Regions from separate parts of the Mus musculus genome. Here region 2 is linked to region 1. A link is a loop called in an ENCODE intact Hi-C map of the cell type or tissue named here. Cell type or tissue: left cerebral cortex. All regions are shown on one strand. Each heading gives the region's core, and the rest is flanking DNA. Links, peaks and the distances in the headings are about the cores only.

What was found. Hi-C counts contacts between places; a loop is a spot of excess contacts. Peaks named below come from ENCODE experiments on the same cell type or tissue, not always from the same donor. Only the 100,000 strongest peaks of a DNase experiment are listed, where the experiment ranks them.
Region 2: it touches region 1 in a loop (4-fold over the local background); 19 of 42 quality-filtered maps call a loop at or near these places.

What each region holds. Positions count from the first base shown.
Region 1 is chr9:50,525,289-50,531,557 of GRCm38, reverse strand. Pts (6-pyruvoyl-tetrahydropterin synthase) reads left to right here and starts at 2,902. Exons shown (of 6, transcript NM_011220.3): 1 at 2,902-3,001; 2 at 4,609-4,688. The coding sequence starts at 2,922. In left cerebral cortex, for the core only: CTCF peaks have their summits at 2,760 (motif pointing right) and 3,151 (motif pointing right); DNase peaks (open chromatin) are centred at 2,835 and 3,111; H3K4me3 peaks cover 821 bases; H3K27ac peaks cover 775 bases.
Region 2 is chr9:50,317,871-50,324,139 of GRCm38, reverse strand. No RefSeq gene overlaps it. Among named protein-coding and RNA genes, the nearest start is that of Gm39336, 19 kb to the right of the region's middle. In left cerebral cortex, for the core only: a CTCF peak has its summit at 3,208 (motif pointing right); a DNase peak (open chromatin) is centred at 3,184.

The sequences.
Region 1 (6,269 bases), core at 900-5,899:
TTTTCTGATGGTCTTAGGTGACTCTTGTAAAAGGGTTGTTTGACCCCCCAAAGAGGTCTTGGTCTATATGTTGAGAACTACTATCTTAGAATCTAGACCAGCACCTTGCTCTCTCCAAGTCTGTAACAGGCCACACACAGTCCATCTGTTACCATTGGCCCTAAGGAGTTTGGGACAAGAAGCCAGTGCTATCGTGTTTGGTGGCCTCTGAGTTGGGTGTTCCCCTGCTGTCTGTGGCAGATGTTATGCCAGTTCACTTCAGTGTTCCTCTTACAGACTACCCAATACCAACCCCATCTCTCCCTCAGCTCAGTCTTCACAAGTGGCTGTTTTGAGAGACATTGCTAAAAGCAGGCATTTATTTCAAATCTCCAGGTAGATAATTTTCCAGAAGACCGCTGGAAAGCAAGAGGTTCTTTCTTTACTTGTGCAGCAGGTGGCAGAAGAGACCACACAATCTTCACATTTCTAAGTCTCACATTTTACTAACAGCATTCAGGTAAACTGCAGCCTCCCCTACCCCCCAAAGGCCTTTTTCCTTTTCCTTTCTGTTACCCCTTGGCTGAGATTTAATCTCGGACCAGCCAAACTGCCCAGGGTCCTTCTGTCTGCTCATGTTTCTGGAAGTCTTCCAAGATGTGATTTGGGACATGGGCTAATTTGCCACACAGTCCTGGATCATGCTGTCCTGGAATGTCAGTTTCTTCTACAGATGTCTGAAGGGATTATTCTAAATCCCATTAACCCTTTCCTCTTCAGGGAAGTGTACCTTACACATAAATGTCTTGTGTAGAGGTTTGCACGGTGACAGTAACTTATAGGGCTAAGTCCTGTGTGTGGTTTTGTGAGAGGCAGAGTGTGATGCATAGACAGAGCTAAGATTACAGATGTGGGAGCACGGAAGCCAGTCACCTTGAGAGGATAAGTCTCTGGATGTTCGCAGATGTCTATGGGGAAAAAGCACCCCATGTATTTCCTCAGATCAAACATGGAGGTTTAACATAGCTTGTCTAGACATGCAGGCCCGATGGGTTCTAACTTCTGAGAAGCACGCATACCTGAATGCATCTCTTTCCTGCACATGAACCTTCACTTTATCTCAACACAGCAGTGGTACTCAGTGCATAAGTGAGAGGAAAAGGAGAATGAGAGGGCCTGCTCCTGGCTCAGCCTACAACAAGAAAGCAAGATGCAGAACGGAATGTAAGATGGCCAGGATTGGCTTCCTCCTCCTCCTCTTCCTCCTCCTCCTCTTCTTCTTCCTCCTCCTCTTCCTCCTCTTCTTCTTCCTTCTCCTCCTTTCCTTCCTGTGTGCATAGCACCAGAGAGTAGGCCACACTTATCTGGGCAAGCAAGACTCCATTATGCCTGAAAATGTTATTTTAACAGTTGGGAATTCCTTTCTCTTGGAGAAAAACTAGATGGGAGGGGAAAGGCAGGGTCTCTTTTCCGTTATATGTAGAAAGACATTTACAATTCTTCCACTACTTGGTCTTCAGTCAATATTTCCAATACACTCTCCTCCGTTTTGCATGCACCCCAAGGTAGCCAAGAATTTGTCACTGTGCATTAAGCAAGCTACGTTTCCACATTTCCTTTGCTTAAACTCTTTCCTCTTGGGATTTTCTATTTACCCATCTGTTGGACTCCTTAAAACCCATCTCAGACTAATTTGCTCTTGGAAGCTTTCTTTTACTCTCTGACACAGAAATGGTAATTTTTCACTTGACATATTATTTGTTGGACTGCCCCCATTAAACTGAATTTTCAGATAACAGGGACCATTTTGTTGTTCTGAAGTACATGTGTCTAATACTTAAAGCATCTGGGATTAAGGTCTTAACTGTGGTGGTAATGCAGGCCCTTAATCCGAGCATTTGTGAGGCAGAGGGGCAGAGGCAGGTGAGTTCCAAGCCAGTCTGGTCTACAGACCAAGTTCCAGGACAGCCAAAGATACTTGGGTAAACATTTTTTTTAATTTAGTTTTTAAAATTTAATTAATGGATGGGTGATGTGGGGGCTGCCTTGCCAAAGGTGTCCATTTGAATTATGTATAGGATTTTATCCTTTTGAGACGGACCTTGAGCTTGTCACCCTCCTGCTTCAGCCTCAGTGCTGGGATCACTGATATATGCCATCTCTGACTGACAACATTTAATAGAAGCTAACCTTCTGAGACAAATATCTAAACACAGAACCAGCAAATGTTGCACAAGAGCGGTTGGGATTACACTGGAATACCTTTCCATTTCAAAAACTCTGAAAGCCAGGAATCTAAAACCAGGAACAGCGTATTCCTTCTGAGGGCTCTGAACGGTGAATCTGTTTTCTGGCTGTCTCTGGTTTGAGGAAGTCTCTTTGTATGACATTCTCTCACTTGGATATTGAGATGTCAAAATTTTCCTTTATTTTCCACTTAAGCTAGTGTTTTACTATGTTGCCTAGAACAGATCGGGACTCCTAAAATCAATGCCCCAGCTTCAGCCTGCAGGGTAACTCTAATGACAGTGCATTGCCATCCTTAGCTGGGGTTTCTTTTTGGTTAAGGACACTTTCAATGTGGTACCGGGCTGGAGAACATCTGATAAGGGCACCCAGACATTGGATTTGTCAAACCCAGGACTGTCAAAAATGAAGCGAAAGAAGAAGACACAAACTAACCTGGCAATTTAAAAATCCAGGCCTCTGGCTTCTCACCCACCCACTGGCCCCAGGTATTTCTGACTGCCTAGCGAAGACTGAACAGCAGGGGGCGCTAGTGTTTGCCTCCAAGTCGGCCGAAGGGTGCCGCGAGTCGAAACCACTCCCAGGAGTGCTTTCGGCAGGGAGGGCCGAGTTTGCACTGCGCAGCCGCGGGGGCGGGACTGGCCTCGGTCCCGGAAGCCGGAACCGCTAGCTTGTGAGTCTTCGGTCCGAAGACCATGAGCGCGGCGGGTGACCTTCGTCGCCGCGCGCGACTGTCGCGCCTCGTGTCCTTCAGCGCGAGCCACCGGCTGCACAGGTGGGGTGTGCCCACGTGTGTCACCGCACGCGCGGGTCTTGTCCCGCTATGTCCCTGGGGGGCGTGGCCACGCGCGTGGGTTAGAGCCGAGCTGGGGCGGGCCGAAGAGGAAATGGTGAAGGTGCGGAGCTGCACTACCGGCACTCACCCGGGAGAGGGCGGTATAGCTCCGATCCCGGAGGATCCACTCTGGAGAGTTTCCCTCCAGAGGTTGCCCACATCCAGAGGTACAATGACAGGAGCATGGGCTACCGGGTGCAACCCAAGGTAGTTTTCATCCCCCTTTTACCAAAAAAGTAAAACCAGCCTTGATACTTTCCAAAGGAGCAACACAGTCGGGAATTGAATCCCAGAGAAACAAGACCGCACCTGAGAGTTGGTTTCAAAGGGAGCTTCGTTACTCACTTGAAGGTTTGCTCTTTGGATCTGCATGTCATCATCAGAGAACGGCCTTTTCTAACAACAGGGTTGTCATAGGGAACAGCTGACACTTGTCATCCCTCTACCCCCACCCCTCCGTGTGGTCAAGTTGGGTACAGTGAGAATTTTCTTCAAAAGTCTTGTGAGCTGTACTGCTCTAAGTGCGCAGTAGGAGAGAGTGAAGGGGATAAGAAAGAGTTTAAAGAATTTAAATAAAAAGTTGTGTTTGTGTGTGCTTGTGTGCTGTGTGCACAGCTTGCACGAAAGAGTCTGTGGAAGCCAAAAGAGGATTCCTTGAAACTGGAGTTACAGGCTTCTGAGCTGTCACGTGGGTGGGCTGGGACCTGAACCCTGGTCTTCTGCAGTAGCAGTAAGCACTCTTAACTGCTAAGCCATCCTTCCGGCCTCTCAAAAGGGATTTTTATAATAGGAAGCTTACACACAAGGTTAGTAAGGATGCACAGATAAGTTGACTGATACAGATTCATTAAGCTAATTGTTTTCTGTCTGGAATGACAGCCATGTGTAGTAAGTTTAAAGTTTCACCTGACTTGAGTGTCCTGGAACACATTGGTAAGGTTTCCACTAGGCAACTGCTGAGGCAGAGGAGGGCAAGATTGTGAAAAGAAGAGCCTGAGGTCATTATTTGTCAGGAGGAATGACGTTTTTAAGCCGCTGGAGGATATGTATGTCTTCGTGCTTATCACTGCTCCTTGCTTCATCTCTTATCCCATAGCTAATACTCAGGGCTTGTTGAATTGGAAGGTGGAGCCGGGATGTAGCACAGTAGGTAGAGTGCTTGACTACACAGTGCCTGCTTACATAGATCTCAGGACTTGGGAGGTGGAGGCAAGAGGGTCAGAAGTTGGAAGTCGTGCTAAGTTACCTAGTGAGTTTGAGGCCAGCCAGGGATAGAGGAGACCTCGACAGAGAGAGGGCAGGAGAGACAGTGCTGACTATGGGCAGAGTTGTTGACATCTTACTGTGGACTAAGTGGGTTGAGATGAAGGTCTTGGATGATTTATGTGGTAATCTAGTTTAATTAGAGAGTGGAGTGTTGGTTCTTGATAGAAACGGGGATCATGATATGCAAGCGATCTAACCAGTTGATCATCTACAGTGACATGAAATTGTAGAGTTTTCTGGACGTCTGAACTTCGGGCTGACCTCTATCTTTCTCCTGTCAGCCCATCTCTGAGCGATGAAGAGAACTTAAGAGTGTTTGGGAAATGCAACAATCCGAATGGCCACGGGCACAACTATAAAGGTGAGGGAGGGGCACATTCCCTCCTAGCCTGTTGGGAAGAAGGACGAGGGGGCTGGGAGCCAGACGCTTCCGGGACAGGGTCAGGGCTCTGAGCCCTTCAGTGGAAATTCAAGACAGAGTCATTGTCTTGGTTGGATGGGTGTTCTGGTTTACCTCACAATTGTCTACCATGTTAAAGACAGTAGAAAACAACAACAAAATGAGTTAAAGCATTTTCTTTGACATTCAAATGCATAATAAAACTGCCATTCGCTGTTTCCTTTTAATTATGTTGGGCTAAAACTAATGTTAAAATTTGATTATAGTGAATGTTTGAGGACACAGGTATGTTTAACCTGATTTAAACATGATACCATGTATATATGAATTGAAACATCAAATAGTGCCCCTTTATATGTAGACTTTTTATATTTTATGTATTAGCTAAAATGTAAAACTTCATAGTAAAATAAAAAGCAATTATTTTGAGTAAATACTGGCTAATGAAACGTAAATTACTTAGGGTGCATTCTATTGCAGAAAAGGGGGCTTTCTAAAAATGATTTATTGATTTATTTTATGTATGTGAGTACATTGTAGCTGTACAGATGGTTGTGAGCCTTCATGTGGTTGTTGGGAATTGAACTTTTAGGACCCTCTGCTCATTCAGGTCAACCCTGCTCGCTCTGGTCAGCCCTGCTCGCTCAGTCCCTGCATACTCTGGTCCAAAGATTTATTTATTATTATACATAAGTACACTGTAGCTGACTTCAGATGCACCAGAAGAGGGGGTCAGATCTCCTTACAAGTGGTTATGAGCCACCATGTGGTTGCTGGGATTTGAACTCAGGACCTTTGGGAGAGCAGTCAGTGCTCTTACCCGCTGAGCCATCTCATCGGCCCCCAGGAGTTTGTATATAAAACTTTTCTGGTAGTATCCTAAGAAAGTGATTTGTGGGAGGAGAAGGGACATGATTCTCAGAACAGGCCTCCTAAGCCCTGGAGTGGAGTGGTGTATGGTGAGACAGGGTTACAGAAGGCTTGGAGAGATCAGAGTTTGTGGTTTAGCTCCTGACTCTCATTTCCTGTTACCTCTTAGCCTCAGTGTGCTTACTCACAATGAAATACCCAGTGGTGTGTGTGTGGAAGGGAAAAAGTCCAAACTTATAAAGGTGCTGACCAGTTTTCAAGCACATCAGGTGACTACCCGCTGTTTTATGAGCTGACAGTGAACGACGACTGGTTTTGCCTGCAGAGGAGGTGGGTCAGTTTGCTACATAGCTGGATGCGCATGCGCATTTCCCACTTTACAGGCAGAGACTGAGCGGCATCTCCCTCCTCCCAGTGATGGCAGCCTTATAAGCAGGAAAGCTTCACTCCTTTTTGGATTTGCTAATTTTCTCTGCTCAGCCAAAGCTTCCTCCAAGCTCCTCTGTCAGAGCTGAGTCTTCATTGACCGATAAAAAGATCTTAATGAAAAGAATACCTATTTGGAGAAAAGTTGAAGTATAGCCTTGGGGACCGTAGATCTATGTTTCTGTCGCTAACTTGCGCTAATCTGTTGAAAGTCATGTTTTGTTGGTATTTTTTGTTTTCTTTCTC
Region 2 (6,269 bases), core at 819-5,818, 210 kb after region 1:
ATAAAATCATACTTTTGACTATGATGTCCTAGTTTCATTCGGTGTTTTACCCTGACCAAAAACAATTCAAGGAGGAAAGGGTTTATATTTGGCCTACACTCTCAGGTCACAATTAATCACTGAAGGAAGTCAGGGCAGGAAGTTGGGCTAGGATCTGAAGCAGATACCATGGAGGAACACTGCTTGCTCAATAGGCCATGCTTACCTAGCTCTTTATTATTATTATTATTATTATTATTATTATTATTATTATTATTATTATTATTTTACTTTTTAATTTTTTTATTTTACTAGCCCAGGACCTCCTTCCTAAGGAAGGACACTGCCTACAGTGGGCTGGTCCCTTCTACATCAACTAATAGTTGAGACAATCCTCCTTAGACATTGATACATGCCAACTTGATCTAGGAAATTGCTTAGTTGAGGCTTCTCTCTTGGATGACTCTAAGCTGTGTCAAGTTGTTAGTTAAGGGTAACCAGGGCATATGGTATATTAGAAAGTAAATCTGACATAAGTATACTTTCTTCCACAGACAACATTGTTTTCTTCTTACTGTCCCAAATTACCACCTTATTTAGTATAAACAAGGATGTTGATTTTAAAACATTATACTTATGTTATATAGATTCTCTTTCAAGTCTTTGCTCTGACATTTAAATTTGTTTGCAATGACATTTACACCAATTGTTTAGATCTATGTAGAGGAATTTTAATCCACCAACATGGCTACGCTGGCAAGAAATCACATCCAAAGACCTTCTAGATCTGTGTGATCCAACTCGAATGACACATCTTTAATCCCTCTCACTGGAATACACACACACACTCACACACACACACACACACACACACACACACACACACACACACCCTTAGTACCTTTAATCTCAATGTAGGTAAGTTAGTTTTTGGAAACAAGCAGTCACATTTAAAAGTGACATCTCATTGAGGGTCAGAAAAAGTGAGGAATCAGAGAAAGATGACAGAATAAGTCAGAGATAGGATATACCCAATTCTCATGAGAACATCACAGGAAACAGAGAAAGAGGGAGAGAGAGAGAGAGAGAGAGAGAGAGAGAGAGAGAGAGAGAGAGAGAGAAAGAGAGAGAGAGAGAGAGAGAGGTTTTACTGGACCATTTTTACAGAGACAGGTTGCAGGTAAAGACAGAATGAGCCAGAGAATGAGAAGGAACCAGAAGACATATTGCCAGAGTTAGTTTAAGGCCAAGCAGAGCAATTTAGTCAGAAGCTGGAAGAAGCCAGTTTGGATCAGTCAGCTTGGAGGGGAGTTTGCACAGGAACACCTGAGTTTATCCAGCCAGCCAGAATTCAAAAAGAGCTAAAACAGCTGAACTTATTCTTCTGCAGTAAGCCTCCAAGATGACAATTACATCTGACAGATAAAAGACACTTTTACAGATCTATATTTAGCAGAACTCAGTAGTCAATATGTAGCATTCCAGCAACTCCTTAGCTCCTTTATATAGCTTTATATAATTGAAGTTTTTTTTTTAAAGGAATGGGACATGAGGAAGTATATTTTCTGAATTCCTATATGCCCATACCATATTTTTTATATCTTTTACATGTTAAAGAGAATTTGAACATAAAATTATGTAGAATTTTTAAAGATTCTCTTCTTCTGTAAGTAACAGATGGAATGAAATGTGATATTAGATTATGTCTACAGCTTTATTGGTAGCTCGTATATTGATTAGAAAATCATTGTAGTTAAATAATCCATGCTAGGGGAATCACTAAGTTTTATTTGGTAGTGAGTTTAGGCATTCCCTCTTCACACATGGCATATCCCAACACACTTCCTGGTAGGAGTCTCAGACTGTCACCAGAGCCCTCCTGTGACAACACTCAGACTCCATTCACTTCAGGTCCCACCAGTTTTTGGGTCTGAAGTCAGAAGCTCTAGGACTTCCCAGTGTTGGCTTCACATTTGATCCGAGCCAATCACCGTGTTTCTGGACATTGCTTAGCTCCATGAGCTGTAGCTGACTGTAGCTGTGCCTTCTCATGCTGCAGACAGCCTACCCTTGGGCTGTCCACAGGCAACCTTAAGGTTATCACCACCAACCTTATCTGGGTCATCAGCCTCTATGGCTCCTTGCCTCTCTGGTCAGTGTGGCTTTATTTTCTTCTGCTTTTGCCCCACTGTTAGACAGGAGTGATACCTTGTGAGTGAAGAAAGATCAAGAGACATCCCTGGGTACCTATTTGAGGTGTCCTTGAACATTTAGCTGCAGTTTAGATGCTCTTAGAACATTCTGTGATTCACAGCTTGGAGACTGATCTGCTTAAAAACAGATGTTCATGCTTTAATTTCTATTTCCAGGAAAAGGAGGGAATGCAAGATGTATGTGATCTCTTCCCCAGTTGAACTTGTGGCCTCACCTGTGACCCTAGGAATCCAGACAAAGAGAGTTTGGATTTTGTACATGGTGGGAAAAGAATGTGTGTCTATATTCCAGGGAGCAGTGTGCTGCATTGCATCTTGGGGAGTTTCTGAGAGCAGGAAAGGAGTCCAAGAAAAGGTGAGTGTCTGAGCACTGCAAAGCAAGACTTGGAAATCCAGACATCCCCAAGGAGTGTTCAGGGGAGGCAGCCTTCATAGCACCCAAGCACTGGAGGGAACCTGTGGGGTGTGTTAAACTAATTTGAAATAGAAAGTAGACAAGGCATGCTGAAAGGGTCCCTAGACTAATGAGAGATAGAAAGATAATAGCATAGTATGAGTGGTTGGTGTGTGTGTGTGCTTGTGCACATGTGCGCACATGTGTGTGATTTAAGCTGCATATACACAGAGTAGCATCTGCTGGAAGGTTGAGATGGCTATAATGAAGCTTCACAAGCATAAAGACATTTAGGGGAAGATTAACTCTGGGAAACTCTGTGTTTGTGGAAGGAACAGATGACTGGCTCTGAATGGGAAACGGGCAATAGACATCGAGTGGAGAGCCAGAGGCAGCTCTGCCTTGTTCTCCCAGGGAAAGGCTAGGCACTAGGACAATACCCAAGATAGACAAGTTCTAATGACTGTTGGTTTTGTGTCTAGCCAGACGGTGTGTCCTGGATCCCACAAGTAAAGGGTGAAGCTGCTTGTAGGATGGATCAATCTCATAGGGACTTCTGCTGGTTCCTTTAGTTAAAGAACTAAGGGAGTCAGTTTTTCTCCATTCTGGAAGAAATGGGCATCAGAGGGCAGTGTGGAGCTCCTGAGAAAAACAGAAGGGTGGATTGGATTTTTTTTTTTTTATTCACAGACCAAGGAAAGCTTACAGAATTTAGAGAAGTAATGTGTGTGGAAAGTGAGTGTGTGTATGTGGGGGGGGGGGTGTAAGAGGTGTGAGTGGGGAGGCAACTACCATTTTTACATTCAGGCTCCTGTTAGCAGGATTGGGTTCTTGACTGCACAGACTCAAGTATTATCCTCCCCCAGAGCCTCTGGTGAAATGGGATTCTGGAGAATTGGTTTTTGTAGCTGGGTCCCCTATTTTTCATTCATTCATTCATTCATTCATTCATTCATTCATTCATATGTCTGTGGGCACCCATATGCCAAAGTACACATAGGGAGGTCAGAGAAAAGCTTGCTAGGGTTAGTTCTCTCCTCCCACCATGTGGTGCCTTGAGATTTAACTCAACTGTTAGGCTTGGCAGCAAGCACCCTTACCTACTGAACCATCTTGTGGTCTCTGGAGCTGGGCTCTCTACAATCGTTGTCTTTCTTTCTACTTCTTCAGGAGCGAAGGGGTGGCTAAAGCCCATTTTGTCTGATACCTTCTTGTCTGCTGGTCATAGCTTCACAAGAAGACCTTCAGCAAACTGGGCAGGCCTACCAGTCTCCATGGCTCTCCTGGGCTGATGATGGGCAGGTGCTTCCTCTTCTCTCTTCTGCCACCCTCAGGGAACTCAATTCTCTAGCACAGGAGAGAAAATTAAGCAAAGCAACAGCATAGATTTATTTTGATTGCACAGAAGAATCTCATCTGCATATATTAGAGTAGAGGCAATAGTCAAATGTATTAAAGCGTATTTTTTCAATATAGAAATTTCTTGGTATTAGCCAAAGCTTTGACATTGGTACCTCTGGGCTCTAGAGACATCTGAAGATCAGGAGGAGCAGATGGGACCTTCCATGACTGACCTCCCAGGGCCCCAGACAGGTGCTGCTATTGCTTGCTATCTTCCCTAGCTGTCTGCCATGAGGCTTGCTGTTCCCATAGCACTCAGTCATTTAGATTTAAGGAACTGAAGCTACTTTAAAAAATGTAAATGTTGCCTGTAAGGGTAACATATTAAGATATAATTTGCATTAGCTTGAATTAATTTTTTCAGATTAGCACTGCTCCCTCATGAGTGTTCAGAACCAGTGGAAATTGGTTTTGATTGGGGATGGGGCAGGAGCCAAGAGGTGCCAGCTGGGAAGGCAGGGTAGGTTGGACCTTCACTGTGGAGGGCAGCCACAGGCACTATCTGTTTGTCTGGGGATGCGCTGGATGCAATGCGAAGAGCCAGGGCACCAGAGCCAAGCTTGTGAGCGCTGGATGCATTAGCAGGCAGCCTATCGATCATCTACACTCTACTGATGGCTTACTCAATTGCCGACTCCTAATCACCACACTCATTTCATTTCCTCTGCCAAAGATGAGTGTATTAGTGACTGTTCTCAATGCTGCTTACAGAGCACCTGATGAAAGCAACTTAAGGAGTTCAGGGGAGACCAGCCAGTTGATGCTTGCTGTGCAATAATCCAGAGTCCAGTATGGTACTTCCTAAGAGACTTGGATGCTCACATGCATGCCCACATCTATCTGTCTCAGTTTCTCCACTGGAAGAAGAAGGATAATATAGCTCACAAGGATGCTGCAAAGATGAGCAGAAAGCAGTCACTCAACAAATAGTATTATACATTCATCTGGATTTTCAAGGAAGTAGCAACATGAGGAACAGGTCCCCATATATGATATCCAAGTCATTAGGAAGGATAACTGATACACTCCCTAAAACGTAACAAGGCAAGATACAGCTGGACTCTTAAGCCCACCAAGGTTCCCAGGTGGCCACTCCATTATCTCCACAGATTGACGAGACCTTTAGGACTAATGGACCCTTCCACAGCCTGTGAGAAATTAGGTTCATGAGCAAAACCACTCAGGAAGCTATTCTCTTTTATTACTCACAGTATGTAATGGATGCCTGAATACGCTTTCAAAAACAACCCCCCCCCCCCACAACTCTATATGAACATGAATTCAATCTGGTGGCACTGTGTTTGGTTCATGGTGACTGCTCACTATGGGGTGGGCCCTTGAGGCCTCCTTAGTCCTTGTCCTGACCCTTTCAGTCACTGGTGCTGTCCATTACGGTGTGGGTTTTTGTAACTAAGCTTTATGTCTATTTTGTATGGGTATTCTGGAAGACAAATTCAAAGACAGAACCTTCAAGAAGACCAAGTGCAGTCCATCACAACTCAACAGCAAGGGCAAGAGAAAGGTAAGAAAGAACTTACCACACCACTTTGAAATATGATTTCTGGGGAAGGTGGCTGCTTCATTTCATTCTACTGTGGATTAAAATTATTCAACAGGTAAAGGTGTGGTTTTTGGCTTTCAGAAGACTATCACATATTGAGTTTCTACCTATGAGAGCCTCCATGCTTCAGGTGAAATAAAAGAAAACTAGAGGGTCTGTTTCCTAAGGAGGAGGGTTAAAATCCCAGCCTTAACATTTAGTGTGTATACTTGAGCAACCTGCTTAGGCTTCTTGGCCCAGAGGCTGTCCATCTTCAGGTGAAATAATAAGTAGTCAGAAGTCTACAGCCCCAAATGATTCTAACTGCAGAGTTCAAATGCAAGGGCAAACTGACAGAAGCAATTTATTCAATGTACATGGGTTGTGTTTCTTTTAAAATTTTAGCTTTAGGGTTGACTTTGTTGGGGGCTTTTGAAGTGTGATGTGTGTGTGTGTGTGTGTGTGTGTGTGTGTGTGTGTCTGTGTGTGTGTGTCTGTCTGTCTGTCAGATTTGGGCAGGATCTCACTCTCTAGACCAGGTTGGCATGCAACTCATATATAATCCAGGCTAGGCTCAAATTTGAACCAATCCTCCATCTTCAGCCCCCTGAGTCCTGGGATTACAGGTGTGAGCCACCATGCCCAGCTTTGTCTGAGTATTTTCATTTGCTTTTTAAAAATGAACTTGATTTAAAACAAAAACAAAAACAAAAGAAAAATCCTGTGCTCCAGCTAAACACGT